Linked DNA regions of Homo sapiens: region 1 is linked to region 2. The links are chromatin contacts, found by Hi-C in ENCODE. All regions are on one chromosome and are shown on one strand. Each heading gives the region's core, a stretch centred on a gene start or an enhancer-like site at or near the end of the contact. The rest is flanking DNA. Distances are from core to core; before and after follow the strand shown. Region 1 overlaps STEAP1B (STEAP family member 1B). Region 2 has its middle 26 kb from the start of IL6.

Region 1 (4,261 bases), core at 899-3,398, 260 kb before region 2:
GCTTCTTGCAGGACCCAAACTGACATGCTTCCCAACAACAAGAAAAGTGACATTCCTTTTTAAAGACCCAGAGAAAATCCTAGTATCATGTTCTTTGGTATGTTCTGGAATCAAGGACCCAAGATTAATTGGTAACTGATTCACTTATTCAGGAATTCATTTAATCAATCACTTCAATAGGTATTAATTAAGCACCCATTGTATGCCAGGAACTGTGCTGGACCTTAGAGCTATAACAGTAAACAAGGAAGACGTAAGTGAAAATCTCATCTAAGCAACTTGTAAAATGAAAGACCATGGGTAGTCCAGGAAGGAAAAGCTGTCTCTGGGTGTGGCTGAACGTTAAAGCAATCTATCCTATCTGATGAGAAAACACACAAAATGATCATTCCAGACCACAAAGATCTCCAATTACAAGAAACATAACTTCCGCCACTGCTATGCCCTTTGCACACTGTACATAGTCAGTTCCTCCCACCAGGAGTCATCGGAGAAAGGAAACTGCACGTGGATGGCAGGACAACAGCACAGCATTGCTGGCTGTCATGGTAGCTGGCACATGCCAGCTCCTTTTTCTGCATTCAGCTCCCTCCTGCCCCATCACCTAAGAGCCAGGCAAAAACACTTCCACTCGGCTGGAGCCACCAGGACTTTGACCTACATAAAGTGCCACAAAAATCACCCAATTGAACAAGCTCTGGGCCAGAGAAGGAGCTGAGGTCCAGCTGAAGGTGATGTCCAGCCCAAGAGGCTGTCCCCATAAACTGACCCTCAGGGGGTGCTGAGTCCCACTGCCCTGGTTTCTCCACATCTGTGTGATATAAGGAAGCCAGAGACCACCACAGCCTGATGAGTTCTTGGAGAAGCCCAGAGCCAGTGGGCCTGTCTCTCCACAGAGTCACGCTCAGGGCTTTAGTTAAAGGATCCCTGCAGAGGGAGTGGGTTTGAATTCCAAATCTGCCATCCTCATCCTAGGACAAAGAGCAAGACCTTTAACGTCTCTAGGCCTCAGTTTCCTCTGCTGCAAAGGAGTGAGGGTACCTGTACCTCCCTCATTGGGCTATTGTGAGGACTAAATGAGATAACATATGGAAAGCACACAGCACTGTGCAAGGCAGCTTGAGAGGGCGTGAGCAGGATTGGTGAGGACTATTCTTGTTTGCCTGGCTCTAGCCGTTACCCTGACTTCAATCACCTCTAACTATGCGTCCTTCTATTTTGCCTGTTTCCCTGTTTTAAAAAAAAAAAGTAAAAAGAAAATATAAATTCCTTTCTGCTTTCAGAAATGAATTTTCTGAAATTATACCCATCATGGGGATTCCAGGGACCATGGACTCTTTGCAGACACACTACTCAAACCCATGGAGAAAATGTCCCATCGGCTGCCCGGGAGCCTCTGCCTTGGCCACTCGCAGCAACCCTGGGAGAAATAAGGGCCTCAGACAGAACAATAGCATGGATTGTGCCTCTTGCAGGAATTTCATCTGTCACTGAGTAACAGGTTTTGATCTCAGGCTCGCTGCCAGTTAGGAAGTGAAACCCTTTCCGGAACACTTGCTGTTTTGTTGGTTTTCCCCTGGAGATTTAATGATTTCACCTTGGAGGTTTTAGCTGATGAGCTGTGCTCTGTATGGAGCCTACCCATGTGAAAAACCAATCAGGTATTTCATGGGCTCCCCAGTATTCTATTTCGTGAGTTTGGAGACCCACTAAGCCAACAATTGGACACCCCCACAAGGTGTGCATTTGCTGTCACCAGAGCGAGCTCTGGGTCTGTCCGCGTGGCACAAGGAGAGCTGTTAGATCAGTCGTCTTCTCTAACCCAGAGGCCTAAGTGAGAGGATGAGAAAGAGAAAGGGCCATTGTTTCTAAAGACAGGTTCACCTGAAGAATTTGGACAATGATGCCGGTTTCAGTTTAAAGGGCCTTTGGGCAGGGTTGGCATTGGGAACAGGGGCTGAGGGAGCTTCTAGACTTTTCTGCATTATGAGCAGAGTAATTACAAATCAGCTCTGCAGATGACAGCACAGACCTCTTTGTGGTGGGTTCTCTTGGGCCAACAGCAGATTTGGAGCCGTGGAAGAACAGCGAGAAATCTCTTCACATGACCTTCATGTCTTCCTCCTGTAAACCGCATTGTATTTCTAACTTCAGATCAAGGGGACTGACATCTGCAACTCTTCAGGGAGGACAGCTGGGCCATGCCCCTTTGGGCCTCCCATCCTCCCCTCGTCTTGTCAGCCAGTCGTGCTGGGATCTGCCGGCAGCCTTGTGAGAACCGGGCAGGAACTGGCCAGCAAAGGCAGCTATAAATACTCCTCTTGGCAGCCAGCTTCACTTGGGAGCCCACAGCTGAGGGGCGGAGGCCAGCGGGAAGCACCTGCACCTCTTCAGGGTACATCCGAGCCTGGGCCTGGCTTCCCGCCCTCCACCTCTGAATGGGGATTTGGTCGACCTTTTCCGGCTTGGGGGAAGTCCCCGTGGTGATCCAGCTTCCCAGATGCAAGAGCAGCAGGGAGGGCACTGCTCTCCAAGCAGCCCAACCCCTTTAAACTCAAAGTCAGAGCTATATTCTCACAAGGGCTGATGAAACTGAATAGCTAAGGGTAAATGAGGAGGCAGGAGAGGCGAAGAGGAAGGGAAATAAGCTCTTTTATAGAATGCTTTTCTCCTCCTGATTTCACTTGTGTGGGGAAGCATGAAACAACCACTAATCAGTCTTTCCCCCTGATGAGTCGGAAACTTGACAACTGGAGAGTTTTTAAAAAAATGAATGAATAAATATTTCTTCTTTGGGCTTTATTTATGAAGCATGGGCTAAGAGATCCCTTGTGGGCATTTTAAATAACCAGAAGCAAGTCACAGCAGCAGCTAATGGTCAACTGTAAATGCAGTTCTGCTGTGCAGTTGTCGTTCAAAATGTGACAGTATTTAAAAGCTGGGCTGTATATGAGATGAAGGAGTTCAAAGACCCATTGGATGACAGTTCTCATGCTTCTGCAAGTGAAAGAATCATCTGGAACACTTGTTTATGAGGCAGATCCCCGGTCCCTACCCTCTGAGATCTGATCCTATAGATTTGGGCCAGGGCCAAGAACCTGCATTTGAGTCCCTAATTCCAACCTGGATACTCTGGGACAGGACTGCGCTTTGCAAGACAATGCCCTATGCCAGTGGTTCACAAAGTGAGGTCCCCAACCTGGAGCCACAGGAAATTTGTTAGAAATACAGATTCTTAGGCCAACCCCAGAAAGACAGAATCGGGAACTTTGGGGACAGGGCCCAAAAATCTGTTTTAACAAACCTCCAGGTGGTTCTGAAGCCTGCTATAGGTTGATAAACACTGCCCTAAGATTTCTTACAAGCAAGTTGTGCAAACCCTGGAATACTGGCAATTCCAATGCGTAGCCAAGATTTAGAACCACTCTGATGGACACTTCCATTGGAATATGAATGCTAATCTCACTTCTATAACCCTTATTTTTCTGAGCACTCACTTTTTTCAGCCAAGATTAGAGTTAATAAGGTGAAGGGGAAAGAATGTGGGTTTTGTTTCAGGTAAACGACTCAAGCCTGGTCCCAAGTTGAACCCTCCCTGAACCTCAGTATTTTCATCTGTGAAATGGAAGGAATGCTGCCCACCCCACAATGGTGCTGTGAAGAGTAATGAGACAGTATCTGGGAAAACACTTAGCCAGTGGCTGGCACATTGTAGAAACTTGATTTTTCTGTCTCTCTCTACAATATTTTTTAGTTTAATTGGGGTCTGGAATGAGATTCTTAATTTTTATAGGAATATAGCTTAAGGGTTTGCTCTCCAGAGAGCATCAAAAGACTCATTTTAAAATTCATCTCTTGTTTTAGGGTAAATGTCTGAAGAGCTCAGTGAGCACTCTTGATGTTAAAGATGACTGGTAGCCTTAGTATAGAAGCAGCTCTAATTTAGCATGGCCTGGTTCCACTTTGTAACCAGAGTCACTTTCTCTTCTGGGACATCACTGATGTCTCAGTAATGGGCAAAAACCTTATTATATTAGGCACTTTGCACAAGCATTTCACTTCCTTAATTGGTCACCATTGCTTATTAAATGCCAGGCCAACTTCCAATACAGTTTGGTGACAGAGGCCTGTCATCAACTGTTATAAAGAAATGACTTCTTGTGTGTGTACTGGTCAGCTTGTAATTCAGTTGGTTGGAAGATCAGTCAATATTGTATATTTATAAAAGAGTAGATTCAGTAACCACTTTGGCATGAAGCAT
Region 2 (4,181 bases), core at 822-3,321:
TCATTAAACAATTTTTTTTTATTGAGGATCTACTGCGTGCCAGGCACTGTTCTAGATGCTAGGGGAACAACAGTGACTCGTACCTCAGGGACTGAGCAAAATCAGTCCCATTATTTGCTTTTGTAGAATATATAATATGATGGGAAAGACCGAAATTAATCAAGTAGTTACACAAATGAGTGTATTAATTACAGACTGTGATGAGCACGCATATAGAAAAAGTGGGGGAGGGTGCCTAGGAGTGCCTGTAACAGGAACCCAACAAACCGGAAGCAGTTAAAAAGGTTTTCTTAAGAAAGGGAGCCTTGAGGTAAGAACTGAAGGATGAGTAGGAGCTGACTGGGCAAAGGAGGAGGAAGAGAGAAAGAAGTATTCCAGCAAGTGGGTGTCATGCACAGCGGCCCTGTGGCAGGGAGGAGCTGACACATTCAGAGAGCTGGAAGAAGACGCACAGAAGGGAGAATGATGGAGAATGGGATGAGGTTAAGACTGAAGAGCAGGACCTTGCAGGACATGGGAGGCTATGTCATGTTGTATTTCCAAACTAACAGCTATAGGGAACCATTGAAGGTTTTTATTTATGTATTTATTTATTTATTTATTATTTTTTTGAGACAGAGTTTTGCTCTTATCGCACAGGCTGGAGTGCAATGGCAAGATCTCGGCTCATCGCAACCTCCGCCTCCTGGGTTCAAATGGTTTTCCTGCCTCAGCCTTCCAAGTAGCTGGAATTACAGGCACCCACCTCCATGCCCAGCTAATTTTTGTATTTTTAGTAGAGACAGGGTTTCATCATATTGGCCAGGCTGGTCTCAAACTCCTGACCTCAGGTGATCCACCCACCTTGGCCTCCCAAAGTGCTGGGATTACAGGCGTGAGCCACCACACCCAGTCTGACGGTTCTAAAACAGGTGATGGAGAGAGAGGAGATTCACATTGTGAAAAGTTTGCCCTGAGACCAGATAGAAAGTTATCGTCCACATGGGAGGTGATGGAGACTTGGTGGTGGAGTCAGAGAGAAGTAGATAAATCTGAAAGTTATTTACAAGTTTAAAACCAACAGGACACCAGGTGCAGTGGCTCACGCCTGTAATCCCAGCACTTTGGGAGGCCAAGGCGGGCGGATCACAATGTCAGGAGTTCGAGACCAGCCTGACCAACATGGTGAAACCCTGTCTCTACTAAAAATACACACACACAAAAAATTAGCTGGGCATCTGGCCAACACAGTGAAACACCGTCTCTACTTAAAATACAAAAATTAGCTGGGCTTGGTGGTGGGCGCCTGTAATCCCAGCAGCTACTCAGGAGGCTGAGGCAGGAGAATCATTTGAATCTGGGAGGTAGAGGTTGCAGTGAACCAAGATCGAGCCTTTCCACTCCTGTGCGACAGAGCCTGTGTCTGTCGCATTAGCCTGTGCAACAGAGCGAGACTCTATTTCAAAAACAACAACAACAACAACAACAACAGGACTTCCAGAAGATTACATATGGGGTACAGGAGAAGGAATCCATGGAATCCATGACTGCCAGGTTTTTACTGGGGCTTAAGGAGGAAGACAGTAGCGCTGGCAAAAGCTGGGAAGGAGGACAGGCAGGTGAGCTGGTGCACCTTTGAGCTGAATGATGGGTCTGTCTAGGGTGTCTCTTGCTGAAGAACTTTTGAACTCTTATAGTAGGAGACAACACTAGAGGATCAATAGAGAAAGTTGGAAAACTCTGGATCGACTTGCACCTGGAAACTGATGAGCTCTGTGGTGTTAGGCAAGTCAGTTCACCTCTGTGGATTTCAGTTCCCTGAAAGGTCCTTCACACCTTCCTCCCATATCAGAATCTCCTGAAGTGCTTGTGAACATGCACATACATGGACAATTGTCTGCATTGGATAATGAAAAAGCACAGATTTAAAAGACTTGCCTAAGATGGTACAGGCAGAGCCAAAATGAGGGCTCCAGTCCAGGTCTGACTCACTCTAAAACTGTAAGATATGAGTAAAAGGAGTGAATGGAGATGGTCCCAAACAGAATTTCCATAGCATCGCCAGTGATACTTCAGCATGTAAGTGGGCCAGGCTTGGGAAAAAGCTGTAGCTGTCCCCTTATCTCCTAGTTGGAGAGTGCTACAGTTAAGTTTCATTATTTCATCATTTCCTCTGCTGACCCAGGGCAGGCACCACCACATCCTCAACCAGGGACACACACAGGACTCTCACATTTTACCAAACAAAAAATCCTACAAACAAGCCTAAAATTTCCCTTTGAAGCCAAATGGGAGAACCAAATCTACCTCAACTTTACTCTAAAGCTGTTTTTTAACACATATACTAATAACATTTTTAAAAGAATTTCAGGATGTTGACTCTCTAGAAACCGTGACAAACATATAATTGAGTTTTTAAAAAATAAGGTTGACATATCAACCTGTCATATGACCTATGAAATGCTTTCAAGAAACCCGTGCAAAATTAAAGAGAGCTCTTCAAGACATCAAACACACAAAAAGAAGTTATTTGGGGCCGGGTGCGGTGGCTCACACCTGTAATCCCAGCACTTTGGGAGGCCGCAAAGGGCAAATCACTTGAGGTCAGGCATTATAGACCAGCTTGGCCAAAATGGTGAAACCCTGTCTACACTAAAAATACAAAAATTTAGTTGGACATGGTGGCGTGTGCCTGTAATCCCAGCTACTTGGGTGACTGAGGCAGGAGAATCACTGAAACCCGGGAGGCGGAAGTTGCAGCAAGCCAAGATCACACCACTGCACTCCAGCCTGGGTGACACAGCGAGACTGCCTCAAAAAAACAAAAAATAAGAAGTTATTTTGTTGGAACTGATTTTTTAAAAAATTATCTACCTAAATAATCCACATAAATTAGCCACACAAAAATAATCCAAAGTAGACCTGGATTTGTAGAGCACTTAGAGCTTTGGGTCTTTGTTGTTTCCTGATAGTTTCTAATGGGCTTGCTGTGTTTTCCCAACTAGCCTACAATAAAGTCTAGTACTCCCTTTTTCATTCCCATCAGTGCCAAGGACATGTTAAATTATTTAGCATAGTACTAGGTGCATAATAAAAGTACTAAGAGCAAGCAGTTAAGGAATTCTAAATACATTATATGCATTAAGTGATTTATCTTCTCAGCAGCCCATAGAAATGGGAAAACTGAGGTCACACAGCTAATAAATGGCAGAGTTAGAATTCCCACCCAGTCTATAGGATTCTCAACACCCATGAATCTTATCTGTCACAATGCATTGGTAATCATTCCTATTTCTCCTTCCTTCCTATTTCTTCCCCTCTTTTCTTCCAAATGTATTCTCATGTTCTATTAATCACTGACATAGTTATAAAAACCATTCCCCTTCTGGGCACAATGGCTCACGCCTGTCATCTCAACAGTTTGGGAGGCTGAGGCTGAGATGGAAGGACTGCTTGAGGCCAGGAGTTCTAGACCAGCTTGGGAAACATAGTGAGACCCTGTCTCTACAAAAAATTAAAAAAAATTTTAAAACAACAACAAAAACCCATTCTCTTAAGGGAAAAGCATAACTTCATATCAGTAGATAAGATAAAGTGCTAAAACCTTTTTAGCCAATCTTTTTGTTTTTGTTTTTTCGAGACAGAGTCTCACTCTGTCGCCCAGGCTGGAGTGCAGTGGCATAATCTCTGCTCACTGCAACCTCTGCCTCCCGGGTCAAAATGATTTCCTGCCTTGGCCGACAGAGTAGCTGGGATTACAGGTTCATGCCACCAGATCCAACTAATTTTTGTATTTCTTTAGTAGAGACAGGGTTTCACCATATTGACCAGGCTGATCTGGAACTCCTGACCTCAGATGATCCTCCTGCCTCGGCCTCCCAAAGTGCTGGGATTATAGGTGTGAGCCACCGCGCCTGGCCCTTTTTAGTCAATCTTAAATGCACATACCAGTTAGTCGAGCAATCTCATTGCTAGAGATATAGCCAAAGGATATACTCACACAAATATGCAAAACACCACAAAGCTGTATTTAGTAATGTTCACTAGAGCATTGTTTGTACAGAAAACTGGATATGACCTAAATGTCCATCAGTAGGAGACTAAATAAATTACTTTGTATGGAATTCTATGCTGCTCTTAAAAAAAAAGAATGAGGTAGATATGTGTACATGAGTATAGAAAAATCTTCAAGAAATATTAAA

The links. Hi-C counts contacts between places; a loop is a spot of excess contacts on that map. Pooled maps may share reads with other maps.
Region 1: a pooled map shows a loop between it and region 2 (3-fold over the local background). The contact joins two enhancer-like sites. A Hi-C loop is called at or near these places in 2 of 37 single-sample maps with no recorded cell type and 5 of 50 pooled maps.

Annotation. Positions count from the first base shown.
Region 1 is chr7:22,443,188-22,447,448 of GRCh38, forward strand. The region is part of intron 4 of STEAP1B (STEAP family member 1B); the gene reads right to left. Among named protein-coding and RNA genes, the nearest start is that of STEAP1B, 55 kb to the right of the region's middle. Within about 2 kb of position 2,149, at least 23 of the 41 ENCODE cell types and tissues checked have a DNase peak (open chromatin) inside an H3K27ac peak, as active enhancers do.
Region 2 is chr7:22,698,745-22,702,925 of GRCh38, forward strand. No RefSeq gene overlaps it. Among named protein-coding and RNA genes, the nearest start is that of IL6, 26 kb to the right of the region's middle. Within about 2 kb of position 2,072, at least 2 of the 41 ENCODE cell types and tissues checked have a DNase peak (open chromatin) inside an H3K27ac peak, as active enhancers do.